Regions from separate parts of the Mus musculus genome. Here regions 1 and 2 are each linked to region 3. Evidence: chromatin loops called from intact Hi-C (ENCODE). Cell type or tissue: left cerebral cortex. All regions are shown on one strand. Each heading gives the region's core, and the rest is flanking DNA. Links, peaks and the distances in the headings are about the cores only.

The links. A loop is a pair of places that touch in the nucleus more often than their neighbours do. Peaks named below come from ENCODE experiments on the same cell type or tissue, not always from the same donor. Only the 100,000 strongest peaks of a DNase experiment are listed, where the experiment ranks them.
Region 1: it touches region 3 in a loop (2.7-fold over the local background); 8 of 42 quality-filtered maps call a loop at or near these places.
Region 2: it touches region 3 in a loop (2.7-fold over the local background); 2 of 42 quality-filtered maps call a loop at or near these places.

The regions. Positions count from the first base shown.
Region 1 is chr9:120,413,025-120,417,620 of GRCm38, reverse strand. It overlaps Myrip (myosin VIIA and Rab interacting protein), which reads right to left. Exons shown (of 17, transcript NM_144557.5): 4 at 345-481. Among named protein-coding and RNA genes, the nearest start is that of Gm34159, 52 kb to the right of the region's middle. In left cerebral cortex, for the core only: CTCF peaks have their summits at 1,713 and 1,914 (motif pointing left); DNase peaks (open chromatin) are centred at 839 and 1,894; H3K27ac peaks cover 1,706 bases.
Region 2 is chr9:120,489,569-120,494,164 of GRCm38, reverse strand. It overlaps Eif1b (eukaryotic translation initiation factor 1B), which reads right to left and starts at 1,559. Exons shown (of 4, transcript NM_026892.3): 1 at 1,324-1,559; 2 at 1-58. The coding sequence starts at 1,354. It overlaps D830035M03Rik (RIKEN cDNA D830035M03 gene), which reads left to right and starts at 1,584. Exons shown (of 2, transcript NR_166642.1): 1 at 1,584-2,059; 2 at 3,035-3,744. In left cerebral cortex, for the core only: CTCF peaks have their summits at 2,410 (motif pointing right) and 3,525; DNase peaks (open chromatin) are centred at 313, 1,003 and 1,560; H3K4me3 peaks cover 2,429 bases; H3K27ac peaks cover 1,989 bases.
Region 3 is chr9:120,188,934-120,194,193 of GRCm38, reverse strand. No RefSeq gene overlaps it. Among named protein-coding and RNA genes, the nearest start is that of Gm38642, 23 kb to the left of the region's middle. In left cerebral cortex, for the core only: a CTCF peak has its summit at 2,573 (motif pointing left); DNase peaks (open chromatin) are centred at 1,225, 2,585 and 3,086; H3K4me3 peaks cover 644 bases; H3K27ac peaks cover 2,764 bases.

The DNA.
Region 1 (4,596 bases), core at 1-4,000, 220 kb before region 3:
GGTCCCTGGGTCTCCCTCACCCGCTGCTCTAGTCTACTTGGTGAGTTCCAGGCCTGTGAAAGGCCCTGTCTCAAAAACAAGGTAGACAACTCTTGACCCTGGAAGCTGGCCTCTGGCCTTCTCATCCGAGTGCACACACGAACATGCACACCCATACACACATGCATTCACACACACCTGCACACACCCAAACAAAACGCTGAGTTAAAACCCGACACTCCGCCCTCTTTCCAGAACCTACTATTTAGACAAGTTTCTCTGTCTCTATGAAGAGGGTGGATCCCCTTCTTCCTCCTCTTACCCCCAGCCACCACCCCCTCCTAGAGCAGCAGGCACTCCGGTACCTAGGATGTCGAAGCAGGCACCGCTCTCCAGACGGTGTTTTCTGTACAGGTTCTTCAGGACCTTGGCACTGCCAAAGCGCTTGAAGCGGCTTTTCACATTGTTGTAGAACCACTCCAGAGACTGTGTCCTCAGAAGCCTGTTAGACAAGCAAATGTTAGACTGTAGAGTGGCGACAACCCTTGGCAGCCCCCTCCACAAGGAGGCATTTGCGTCTCAGTCGCCAGAAACTTTGGATACTTTGGGGAGCCTTCTATCTGTCACCATATGTATGGAGCCAGGCTGGCCTGCTCTGGGATAGAGACCTTTGGTGAGCCAAGCCCTGAGAGGTGAATCAGGTTATCGGCTACCAGCTGGCCAGAGATGCACAGGGGCCCCTGGGTGAGAAGCAGGACCCATCTGAATCTACCCAGTGAGCCAACAGATGCTTGCTATTTTAAGCCACTAAATTCTCTGTGGTTTATTAATGCAGAAAAGCTAACTCACAGAAACATCTGTTTAGCAGGAGGCTTTATAGTTGATATTCTTACTGTGTTATCAGCGCTTTTAATCCAGCTTGGGGAAATAAAAAGAACCAGTGAGCCGGCAAGAGGCTCCAGTCTCTCTTCAGTCAGCGTGAAGCACCATGGGAAGGCTATTTCCCAGTGAACAAGGCAGCCATGGTCAGTGTAGACAGTGGGAGTTTTCTTCATGTTTGGTGAGGACAGACTCTAAAGCCCTTGCATCTGAGGAACAGCGTTTTGTAATGTTTCTCACTGTGAATATAAAAATACACACTCCCTTTGGAAAATTCAGAGAAAGAATATAAAGATTTCCAAAGGAAAAGGAAAAAAAAATCCAAATTCAACCAAAGAACAAACAACCATGAGGCCTGAGTGTGGACACCACACTTGGGTTCGTGCCTTGAAGTCTGAGTCACAGAAGCGCCCGCAGAGTAACCTTCCTTATTGCAAGTTAGGCCTTTTGCTCAGTTCAGAGATGAAGCAACAGGAAGCCCCATGGAGCAAAGTATCAGAAGAAAACTGTAAAATAACCATCATGTTTCCCTTAAAAAACCTACCACTTAGCAGCACACCAAAATGCAAAGCCCTCCAGTGAGCTAGTTGTGTGAGCGCTTTTCTAATTTCTGTTTACATGGCATGACTCTGCTGGTAAACATTGTCTTTTCATTCCAAGGCAGACTAGAATCCTAGTTCATGCTTAAGAGCAGCATTGAGAGACTTAGAATCTCATTAAAACCTCACCTAAGAATGCCAGACTGACCTGGGTTGACTGGATTTAAACAGCACAGTTTTGAGGAGGCAGGAGCTGCCTGCAAAGAATTCTGCTCAGGCCCCAGTTGCTAGTGATGTAGCCAGGTGTCCTAGAACCCCACTCCAGCAAGGCAGGGCACCTTGCAAAATGAAGCCCCACGGATTTCCCGGGGGGGGGGGGGGGGGCGGGGGGGGGGGTCCGGGACTGGTCCTGGGGCCAGCAGGAGGAGTGGCTCGAGTGGCACCAGCGCCACCTAGGGGTCTGGTAGGAAAGTGTAGTCTGGAAGGAAGGCTTGGCTCAATTCCAGTTCTGCTGATCTCACTGCTTCCCAGGTGATCAACAGCACAATCGCCACCTAGAGGCATGGTGAGGAAACACAACCCCAGCCACCTACTATCCTCTCAGCATTGCTGGGTTAAAATTTGTGTTTAAGCAAAATTCTCCATAGGGCATCAAAGCTTGGTGACCAGGGGCCTAGCAAAATTTACTGGGTGTTTTTAAAAGTAGAATGATAACCTTGTTTTAAACTTGAATGGTAAAAGACAGAGCGAGTAACTCATGTCACCCCCATTTCTAAGGTCAATGAACCAGACTGGGTAACACACAACTATAAAGATTAACATAATAATTGAAACCAAACTCTCAAATGCAGGTCCAGTTGTTATAAGAAAATGACGTCAAGTCTTTGCAATCAGCTAGGTTCTCCAAATGGCCCGTAATGGTGGTGTTATACTAACATTGCTTCTCTGATAAAATTAAAGAATGCCGTACTTAAGACTCACGCCCAGATTCAAGCCTGTGTCCACGACACACAGCTAAGAAAGCAGAAACAAGCGGAACTGAATGGAGACTGAAGTCTGCAGGCCTGAAAAGTATTTGCTTCCGGGAGAGAGGAAACATTTCTGTGGATTGCTTTGCACCGTTGAAGAAGTTCTCTTGTCCCCCCAGAACGTGACTAGCACTGGGCTGCATTTTGTCATTTTCTACTGGTGTGACTGAGAGCTAGCTACTGTCTTACTTAACATGGATATTGGTGAATATGGGGACAAATTTTATAAGACACATATCTGGCCTAATGTGCTGACAAACCAATTACAGACTTTGGATATATATAATAAGAACCAGAAAATGGTAAGTTTTTTTTTTTCCTCTAATGAATTAGAAGGGAAAGATGAAAAAAAAAAAAACAACCCAAGTTGCTTTCTCCTACAGAGACCCTGGTAAAAGCCAGCTAAGAGGCCTTTGATCATTCACTGAAGCCCCAAAGCCCAGAACAAGCATCAGCTGTGATGCTAGTGTGCAGCCACAGGTTTCCCTCCGGGCCACCTTCTTCTGCCAGCAGAGCCTAAGGAGCCCAGAACTCCCTGGCTGGGCCTGTCACCTGCCGATATCAACTCACACAGCCACCTGCTCAGAACTAAGGAGAAGATCCAGGGACAGCCACACCCACTCAACCCTATTCTGGAAGGATTCCCTGGATATGGTGTCCTGCAAGAAATTCAAAGGTTTAATGACACAATTCCCAAAACACAAACCAAACCAAAACCTAAACAGCAACAAAATCTTCTCCTGAGCCCAGTCATGGTCACTGTTCTATCTACCTCTGTGAGGAGTCACTACACCAAGGCAACTTCTAGAAGAAAGCATTTCATCTCCCTGTTTGCCTAGAGTTTTAGAGTCAGTCCGCGATCAGTATGGTGGGGAACAGATAGAGCAGCAGCTGAGAGCTTTACATCCTGACCCACAGGCAACAGGCATAGACAGACAGACAGACAGACAGACCACCCCAGTGACACACCCATGCCACCAAGGCCACACCCACTCCACACTTCCTAATCCTTCTCAAACAGTTTATCAACTTGGGACTAAGCATTGAGTATATGAGCCTATGCAGGCCATTTTTATTCAAATCAATACAAAGCCTTACAAGGCAAGCAATCAATACTCATCAGGTTTATAATGATGGCTGACATAAGGCTGGGGTATGGGCTAGCACAGTACTCCATCCTACGTGACTTTTCAGAACTTGTTATTTGTTATCAGCATCCATCCCATTATATCCAAAGCGCCTTCTCGATCTTTTAAAGGCTGTGGATATAACCATTAAATAAATGCTAAAAACAGTTTGGACAGGAAAACAACATTGAATTCTTTTCTTTTTCTTTTTTCTTTTTAAAGATTTATTTACTATATGTAAGTACACTGTAGCTGTCCTCAGATACTCAAGAAAAGGGCATCAGATTTTGTTAGGGATGGTTGTGAGCCACTATGTGGTTGCTGGGATTTGAACTTCGGACCTTCAGAAGAGCATTCGGGTGCTCTTACCCACTGAGCCATCTCACCAGCCCCCAACATTGAATTCTTACATTGTCTTTTTTACTTTTTTTCTGAAACAATGTCTTACTATGTAGCACAGGCTGGCCTTGAACTTGAGATGCTCCTGCCTCCACCTCCTGAGTGCCGGGATTACAAGCATACACCATCCCATCAGGCTTCTTACATTTCATCCTAACTAAAGAGCTAGTCTTGTTGATTAATGCGTTTCTTAGCATTTGATAGTTCTGAAGGCAATCCACCCTACTACCCCAAGGCCTGCTGATTTCCACGTGCTGGGCCCCTCCCAAGCATCCTTGCTTCAGCAGATCTGAGTGAGGCTTGAGAGTGTGACTCTGAACACTTCCAGGTGAAAGGGACTGCACTTTGAGTGTTAGTGAGCTAGAAATAGAACCACAGCTCCTGAAGAGCCCCGGGTTGATTCAGTACCTGTCACTTGCGTGTTTGTGAAGGAAGATTCCTACAGTCTGACGACAGAGATGCTCTGAAGGACCAAGTCAGAGCAATCTATTCTGAGGAGTCGAGAGATGCAGAGACTGAAGATGGGAAAGTACAGCTTTCACACAGGGACCCCTGAGTGTGTCACTGCGAATCTGTGGACATATGTCGCTAGGAGGCTTGAAGTCTCATGCTTGGTTGACAGGTGACGGTGGCTATTAATGTGAC
Region 2 (4,596 bases), core at 1-4,000, 300 kb before region 3:
TAGTCCTCAGTCCCTGCCGGGAGTAAGTCGTCGCCCTTAGTTGCATCAGCAAAGGGGTCTGTAGAGGAGCAGAAAAGTAGAAAACAAATTACAAAGTAGTATGTAGAAGCGTGCTCCACTCCATATCCAGACAGACCTCGGTGAGGCCTCCAGCACTCCTGCTCCATTTCTGCAGGCGAGGGTGGGGCTCACTGATAATAAGTTTTTCAAAGGAGAAAAACCTAAGCAGGCTCTGTATGCCGATATCTGAGCTTAAAAGTAGAGACCACCACTGTGGAAGCCACCAGCAAATGAGACAGAAAACATTTACGAAACCCTAATTTCATACAGCCTTCATACAGCCGCCACAAGAACATGCGTCACCGCCACTATTTTTCGACTACAACATTCAAAAACACCCACCCCAATTAGTTAACATAGTAACTGAGCCTTATAAAACACATATAAACATATACATGCAACCTCACGAGGTGTAATTTACAAAATGATTGCAAGCAGAGACAACAGGGCCACTTCCAAGTCAAATCAGAGGCCTCTCTCCTAAGTGTTTCAAACAGACGCCTCTGGGGGCTGCTTAAAACCAGCTGGGTCCAGCCCCACCCCAGCTCCGGTCAGTGACAGGTCTCTCTGGCACCCCCCCCCCCTCCAGTCCTGGCCGACTGAGTCGCAGATCCTCTAAGCCCTTAACTTCCCTTCCCTCCCAGCAAGGACTGAGCAAGGCCACCCCCCGCCCCCCATGCCCCAACACACACACACACACACACACACACACACACACACACACACACACTTGTGAGTCGTCTGAGAGTCACAGGTCTCGCAGTCACCCTAAAGCTGTCAGGTTCTCCAGCTTCTGGGCCCCACCCCTCCAGTCTCCTTGCAAAGCCCTGGCCAGCCCCGAGGCCACAAGAGAGATAACACCAGAGACTCCCAGCGTCTTGTCACTGTCAGGTTCCCTGCAAGCCCCTAGTCCTAGTCTCTGCAGCCCTGGCAAGTACTGTAGCTCCCTTACGGGTCTCTGAAGCCCCCGGCCTTTCTGTCAGTCCCCCCAGCCTCTGGCGGGTCCCCCTGCAGCCCTGGCGTGTCCCCCGACCGTCCTGTGAGTCCCCGAGACCCTTGTCTTCCTGCCAGTGTCAAGTTCCCCAAGCGCCTGCCGGTCGGGCCCTCGCCTCTACGGAGTCGCAGGCCCACTTAAGGCCGTGTCCGAGGCCCGGAGAGGGGCATCCCCCGGGCTAGGGTCGCGGGGAGCCCCCCGTCGCCATCTTCTGGGCGCCGAGACAAAGCCCAGAGGGACGCGGGCGGCGGCCGGCCACTGGCCCTTACCGAAAGATTGGAGGTTCTGGATAGTGGACATGCGACACTAGTGTGAGGCCGGTGAGAGGATAGAATTCCCGCGGGGCCCGCCCGGATCACCGTGTCAGGAGGCTGCAGCGGCGAGAAACGGAAATCAATGAAGCGGCGGAAGCCCGGGGCGCAGGAAGACGCGGAGGCGGCGGTGGGGCGCGAGCAGGGAGGCGGCGCTGCGGCTTCTCGCACAAAATGGCCGGCGCCGCGTATTTAGCCCCGCGCGCCGCCGCCACGTGACCGTCCGCACGCACCGCGCGTCCGCCCCGGAGCGCCGAGCCGGGGGCCAGCGAGGAGCGGGCGGGAGCCCACTGCGGGCAGCCGCGGTCCGTCCCGCCCGAGGCGCCGGGCGGAGGCGCTTCCGGGTGCAACGGCGAGAAACGTGCCCCCGGGGGTCTGGACTTGCAACCAGCGGGGACCGCGCTCTGCGCCTCCGCCGCCCTCCCCAGCCCCCAGGGTTCCCGAGACCCCTGAGTTCCTTGCAGAACCCTTGTGGGTGCCACCTGGGAATTCTCCCTTCCTCCAAGCCCCGGGATTCCGATGCTGCAGTCTCTACTAAGCTTAACCTGTTTGTCTCAGGTGTCACGACCTAGCCTCTAGCAGAGTCAGGTGTGCGTGGAGAGAACGCGCTACCATCCCGCCCGAGCTCTCCTCTGCGGAGCCTCCTAAGGTCGGATGCAAGTCCCGTGCAGGATGGGTGTCTGGTGGTTGCTAGGTGAGTGTGAGCGAGCAGATGAAGTAACTGTAAAGAGTAACCGTGCACAACCATCAGTGGACAGTGGAGAACCGTCTTAACCTATGTAAACCACCTATGCAGGTGGTTGGCTTTCTAGACCAAAGCAGTAGACTAAAAATTTGGAATTCTTAACCTTTTTGTAGGTCAAACCTGTTGCCTTCGTGTTGAAATAGTATTGGAGGCCTGATGCAAGACATTAGAAGCCATAGATAGCATACATACTATGTTTCTGTCTAGCAATCCATTCAACAAGATGTAGCAGTAGGTCCAATCGCTACTACAATTTCCTTTTTAAAAAGATTTTATTTTTATGTGGTTGGGTGTATGTACCATAGAGGCCAGAAGAGGGTGTCATATCCCCTGGAACTGGAATAACAGCTGGTTATGAGACCATGGGAACAGAACCCAGGTCTTGTGTAAGAGCAGCAACTCCTGGGAAGTCTCTCGAAGTCCATTACTGTAGTTTAAAAAAGGAAATGAATATCTGGAGTGTAGTGCTCATGTTTCAGTGACTTCTATTGTACAAAGTGGCCGCTCCTAATGTTTCTATGCATGGCCTGTTGCTTTAGGGTTGTAAAAATGAATACACTTGTATGCCCCTACATCCACCAGTCAGGTTTCAGGCACACTACTTACTCAGTTTTATTCTTATACCATGGTTTGAAAAACTCTAGCTTACGAATATTTGAATTAATAGTCTTGAGCATCTTCCACCTTCATGTAGGTCCTGGAGCAGGAACTCAGGTTGTCAGGCCATCAGCAAGCCTGAGCCACCTCACCAGTCCTTGAGAAGTTTTTAATAAATTATATAAATTTTCTGCCTGAAATATTAACACTATTTTCTAAGTAACTTAAAGAAGTCTACAAAGTAGTATAAGAAGCACAGACTACACAAAACATACGGTATAAATTACCACTCTACTACATGGTATGTTTCCCCCCTTTTCTTACTAGATATACCTTACCACTGGGTATTACGTGGTTTCTCAGATGGAGCCTAGGATGAGTGAGCCAGAGAAGAAAACTAAAACAGAAAAACCTTGAAGTTTCCCTGAAGACTGGAGCTGGAGCAATGGCATAGTCTAGCTGTTCTTTCAGAGGACTGCTGCAGGCCCCAGCTCTCAGGAGAAAGCAGCTCTCAACTGCCTACAACTCCAACTCCAGGAGGTCGGATGCCCTTTTATGGATTCTGTGGGTACCTGCACTCAGGTGGACATCACTCACATTGCAGACACACACCCCGAAAATTTCAAGGTCTCACTGTCACTATACCTGTTAGTAGAACGTATCCCTCCATTTAGAAGTAAGGCTTACATCAGAAGTACCCAAGAAAGCTACAAAAGTTTTAGCCAAGCAAATAAAAAAAAACTGGTTAAAGGCTCTTCTGTGTCTGCCCTCATGGACTTTGTGTTTAAGCCTCTAGTGTACAGTGCAAATCTACTGTTCACCCACAGCACGGAGCTCTTGCAGTATAGCTGGTCTAAATGGAAATGCAAGGGTAAATATAAAATATGCGCAGACTTCAAAAGATTCCAGTCCACCTGCTTTTACTTAAAAAAAAAAAAAAAACCCTACTGGAAAATCTCACATCACATGTAGCTTATATCCCATTTCTACAAGACAGCATTCTTATAAAAAGAATAAACTGAAGTGTTTAAAATGGAGTGTGTCTGGCTTTAAGTGGTAGCAGCGTGGGTTAAAGTGTCGTTTCTGGCTGTGTCAGAAAAGAGTCTGGATGGGTCACAGGGAACCGCTGACCAAGAGAAGGAGCGAAGATAAAGGGTGACAGTTGGAAGGTTGCCAAGGTTAGAGGTAGACTCCAAACCAGGGTCTTAGCATCCACACAACACCGTACTTGAAATCAGCCAGAAAACCCACATGTTACAGGGAGAGAACCTACCGGCTGTCCAGCAGGAATCACTTTGCCTGGCTGTTGGGCACAGGAGCTGCTTCTCTTGGTTCCTCATAAAGGGGACACTATGATGTAGCTACCATCCACCCTGGCAGTCTGCCTGCATCAGAGACTGTGATGGGATTCACTCAGTTATGTCTTATGTCTGGTAGTCATGGAGGCATGGTATCTGTTTGGAACCCTGGATCCTTGACCATCCAAAGACTTGTCTTCTGTACAGAATTTGTGGCCACAACACTTGTGACTCTGATGTCCCTCTTCAGGGAGTTCAATGCACACATTTAACGTTGCATCCTCCCAAGGCCAAGCTCTGTGCTGGCTGTTCCTGGCCTGGAACTGAGGACACACATAAAAGATAAGACTGCAGGCTGGTTACAGAGAGATGGGGGCTCCTCTCGTGGGCTCAACACTCCCCTTCAGTTTATCTGCATCTCCTAACATCTGTCAGAAGCCTGAGATTCTTATCCCATCCTCTCCCCGCTCTCCTTCACAGGACCACAGCTCTTGCCTCTTCCTCCTCCTCACAGGGTTCCCCGAGGCCCAGATTTGGGGCATGTCTTCTGCTGTCTTGATACTTCCTTCTCAAGGCACTTAACAATTCACC
Region 3 (5,260 bases), core at 563-4,562:
TGAAGACAGCAGGTGAGATCAAGCCAAGCCTCAAAAACAACCCAAGTGGGCTGTGCTTCCATGAAGGAGAATCACAACTGCTGATCTCTTCCAGGTCAGAGGGCAGGACGCTACCTAATTTCCCTAGCGAGATCTCGAGGAGTTGCACCTGGCTGAGTACCGCTACTGAGGAATCAGACTTCATCTGACCAAAGCCATGCAACAGAGTGTGCCCAGCCACGCGTTTGCCTCTGTGGGAAATTAAGACAGGGGCCACCTGTCATTCTTGCTTTCTTCTCCATCTCAGTGTGAATGGAGAGAAGGGGACATATAAAAATCTCTGATTTACTTGACAAAGGGATCTGCCCTCATCGAACAAAACTCTGGAAGCTCAAGGAAAACCACTATTGCAAACTCAAAATGGAGAAAAAATGACTGCCCCAAGTTATCCTCAGACCCTACTCCTCCACACATGAACTGCTACCTCCAAGTGCATACATACATATAGGCATACATGCATACCTGTATACATACATATAGATGTGTATGCGTACATATCTGTATATATACATATAGACATGTATGCATGCATACATATCTGTGTATATACACATATTTACATGCATGCATACCTGCATACATACAGATAGACATGCATGCATACCTGCATATATAAATATATATGTGGAGAGAGAGAGAGATGCATGCATACATACAGACATGTGCTCACACATACTTGCATACATACATATAGACATACATATATACATGTATATATGCATTCATACCTGCACACATACATATCATATCTACATATATACATACAGACATGCACACATGCATACCTATGAACATACATATAGCTATGCACGCATACCTGCATATATACATATATACATGCATGCATACATACATACCTGTATACATACATGTATGGATGGATGCATGGAATATTTTTTATGGGAAAAAATAAAAGTAGTGGAGACAGAGAGGTTTGTTCTTCCTAAAATGGCCGCTCCTGGGGGAGTCCAGGAAGCTGTAGTCCTACTGTGCTTCCTCCTCTCCCTTCTACTCTCCAAGTAGGAAGTCTCACTCTTTCTGCAAGGCTTGCATAACTCCTCTTGGCATATCCTCTTCTTCAGATCTTCGTGTGCATCAAGACCTCCTGGAGTCAGAGCCAAGCTCACAAAAGAGCTCAAAGCTATATCTGCCTGCAAAACACCCTCAGCTGCAGTCTACAGAGTCATGGGCTTTGGCAAAAAATAGCGGAATGCGGAGTTAGCATAGCGCCAGCCATCCACGTGTTCTGAAAGTGGATCAACCACTCTGCAGGCTTGTTCTGCTGACCTCAGGATTTCCTTTTGTCTTTCTGCCTAGCAGGTTCCAGGTTCACGAAGAAGCTGACAGGATGCTTCGAGCACAGGGTGAGGCCTCAGAAGCCAAGCCAAGTGGACTCTGGGCAGGCTACATAGAGACTGGGGCTTGGAAACATTGGGCGACCCCTCCCACTTGGTAATCGCACGCTGTCCAATTCGAGGCAGGATGGAACCTGCCACAGAAGGGAACATATCCAATGTAATTATGACACCGCTTCCCTAAGGATTTTTGTGTTTTTATCCCCATGCTTGTGTGCTCATGAGTGAGTGCAGGCACACGTGTGCCCAGTGCACAGGTGACAATCAGAGGAGAGCTGCAGGTAACTGCCTCACCTTGACTGAATCCAAGTCTCATGTTGTTTCCCGCTACACACAACAGGCTAGCTGGCCTGTGAATTTCTGGGGATTCGCTGCCATCTGCCTCCATCCACAGGAGCAGAGGGATTACTGGATTGTCTTACCGTGTGGGGCTTTCCATGGGTCCCTGGGGTCCAAACTGAGGGTCTCACACTTGCATACCAAGCCTTTGCCCACTAAGCCCTACAGCATCAACGCTGGCCTCATGAGGAGGAGTATTTGTGGGGGGTTCGTTTGTTCTGTTTGCTTGTTGGCCAGCCAGCCTCAATATTTTACAACATGCTGAGTCACTGGTATCACAAATATTTTCTTCTTTTACCATGGCTGTTGTTACCAGGCACCAAACAATGAGACTTCAAGGTCCAAATTAACGTGAGCATCCTGATCAGCACCCCAGCTCCTGTCGCTGTGTAAAGCTGATACCACAAACGTAGGATCTGACCAAGCCTTGGCTTTGCCTGGCTGTTTCTGTCTGCGGTAACCTCAGCCTTGGGGTTAGCTTGTCTGTCCTGTCGATGATGGCTCCATACTCCTCTGGAATGAGAACTCTCCTGAGCTGGGGCTCTGGCCACACCTACACTGGCATGCAGCTTGCTCTTGAGAGCTACGCACGGCTGCTCTGTGTCATCAGCCCGAGGAAGGAAGCAGTAAGCATATCCAGTCCCCCTTCTGCGGGCATTTCCATCAAATCAAAGTCAAGACGAATTCTGACTCAAAAGCTGCCTCTATGACAAAGCTCTCAATTGCCTACTATTCCTGAAGAAGAGAAAAATCTCTCTGTATACCATGAGTATGGTGGTAATTAGAAGCCAACCTTTGTCAGCCTTGGCCCCACTGAAAAGTTCAGAGGTTTCAGGAGAAACTGCAGCCGGTGCTGCCCTCTAGTGGCCGTTTATTCAGGTGTCTTTGGAAAATGGGCTTGAAATTGAGAAAGGCTATGGAGGTGGTGGGGTGGGGGGAGACGATGCAGGGGCTAGGGAGGAGCGGGCAGTGCGAAATGGTCACAGTATTAAACCAGCTCCTAATGACGTATACCCACAGATCAATGCGTCCGTCAGCCCTCAACAGAGAAGCTTCTTTTACAATAGACGGCGGCGATTAACACCGAGACCCACAGAGCCTCCAGGCTGTGAGGAGAGCGAGCGAGAGAGAGAGAGAGAGAGAGAGAGAGAGAGAGAGAGAGAGAGAGAGAGAGAGAGAGAGAGAGAGAGAGAGAGAGAGAGTGTGTGTGTGTGTGTGTGCTCAGCTGAAAAGCGACATCTCCGGAACCGCTGCTGGAGAAAAGGCAGAGAGACTGTAAGATCCAGAGGCAGTGGATAACGAAAGGGAAAGAGACCCATCCGGATACAGCAGGACAGCTGCACATATGAGCTCACCCGTGGCTGTGGCAGCGGTCTCAAGCATTGCACAAACCTAAGCCCACCGAACGCCAGTGTGGAAAGGGGATAAGTGTGAGCCCCACACCTGAGGAGGAGCCATTGGCGGTTAATGGCTGCTAGGAGCGGAAGAGTCCGTCTTCTTTAAGGGTGTGGGCCCTGCTAAGTGAAAGCACCCCGGTCCAGTGGGCACCCACCAGATTATGTGGGTGTGCCAACTGCAGTGACTTGGTGGACTAAAAGGGGGGCAAAATTAGGTGGAGAGGGAAGAGGGGATGAAGAGAATGGGAGAGGCTGGGGACGGGGCAGATATAACTTTGTACAAAATTCTCAAAGAACTAAGAGGAATTGAGGGGGAAAAAAGAGAAAGTCCTACTTTTATTATTGCTTAATGAGTCATTTTTTGTGTGTGTAACTAGACAACTTTTAATCCCCCTTATTCTATGAGTTTTAGAAATTCTGAAGACCCACTTCTGAAAATAACCTTTTCAGTGTAAGTGGACACAAAACTTGTTTGGGGTGATGCGGGATGGGCGGCAGTTTGACTGGGTCTGTTCCTACGGAGGATGTTTCTGGATAACGTGAAAATCTAAGTGTAGACTGATGTGGTGGCGTAGAGAGTTAAAGGGTGGAGACACAGCATGGGCCCCATCCAGTCAGTGTATGGCCCACATAGCCCCGACAAGCTGTGACACTGGCTGCCACTGGACTTGAACCTGTTTATGTTCACAGGCTCTCAGCCTCTGGATTGGAGCTGACACTGTCTTACCCAGGGTTTCTATTTCTGCACAAAACATCATGACCAAGACACAAGTTGGGGAGGAAAGGGTTTATTCAGCTTATACTTCCACATTGCTGTTCATCACCAAAGTCAGTCAGGACTGGAACTCAAGCAGGTCAGGAAGCAGGAGCTGATGCAGAGGCCATGGAGGGATGTTCCTTTCTGGCTTGCTTCCTTGGCTTGCTTAGCCTGCTTTCTTATAGAACCCAAGACTGCCAGCCCAGGGATGGCACCACCAACAAGGGGTCCTTTCCCACTTGATCACTAATTTAGAAAATGCCTTACAGCTGGATCCCATGGGGGCATTTCCTCAAAGGAGGCTCCTTTCTCTGTGATAACTCCAGCCTGTGTCAACTTGGCACACAAAACCAGCCAGTACAGACCCCAATAGGTCTCCCTGGCCTCAGGCTCTTGGGTTTCCTCAGACTCACCATCAGCTCTCATATTCTGGATCCTCAGTTTGTAAGCATGGATATTAGAACTGCTCTGCCTTTGGGCTCACAAGCCAGTTCTTGATAACGAACATCCCCGTGCATACACAGATTGTTTCTATTTCCTGAGAAGTTTGACAAACGAGCTTGACTTCAAGGAATTTGGAGAAAAACAACAAGAAAGTGGTAATCTGGAGACACTGACTCCAGCTAACAAAGTAGGGTGGAGAAAATTGAGAAAGAAATCAAGGAAACCATACCTTTCAAAAGCCTCAAAAGAGTTTGAGGGATAACCAAAGAAGTGAAAGACTTGCACAATAAAAATCTTAAGAATTCAAAGAAAGAAACTGAAGAAGACATCAGAAGATGGAAAGATCTCCCATGCTCATGGATCAGTGGAACTAAGATTGTGAAACGGATACCTACCAAAAACAACCTACAAATTACATGCAATACCTATCAAAATTCCAACATAATTCTCCACAGAACCTGAAAACACAGTTTCAAGCCTCATATGGAAACACAAAACACCCACAATAGCTAAAACAATCCTGAATAATGAAGGAACCAATTGAGGTAACACTATCTTCAATATCAAGTTGTACTATAGAGATATAGTAATAACCACACAGCATTGGCATAAAAATGAACATATTGATTGATGGTATCAGATTGAAAACCCAGACATAATTTTACATACCTATGGTCACCTAGTTTTTAAAATAAATAAATAGCCAAAAACATACACTGGATAAAATACATCACCTTCAACAAATAGTGCTGGATCAAGGACCTCAGTGTAAGGCCAGATACCCTGAAACTGATTAAAGAGAAAGTTGGGAATAGGCTTGAACTCATTGGCACAGAAGAAGACTTTCTGAACGGAACGTCAATAGCACAGGCACTAAGAACAACAACCAATGAATGAGACCTTATGAAGATGAACAGCTTCCATATGGC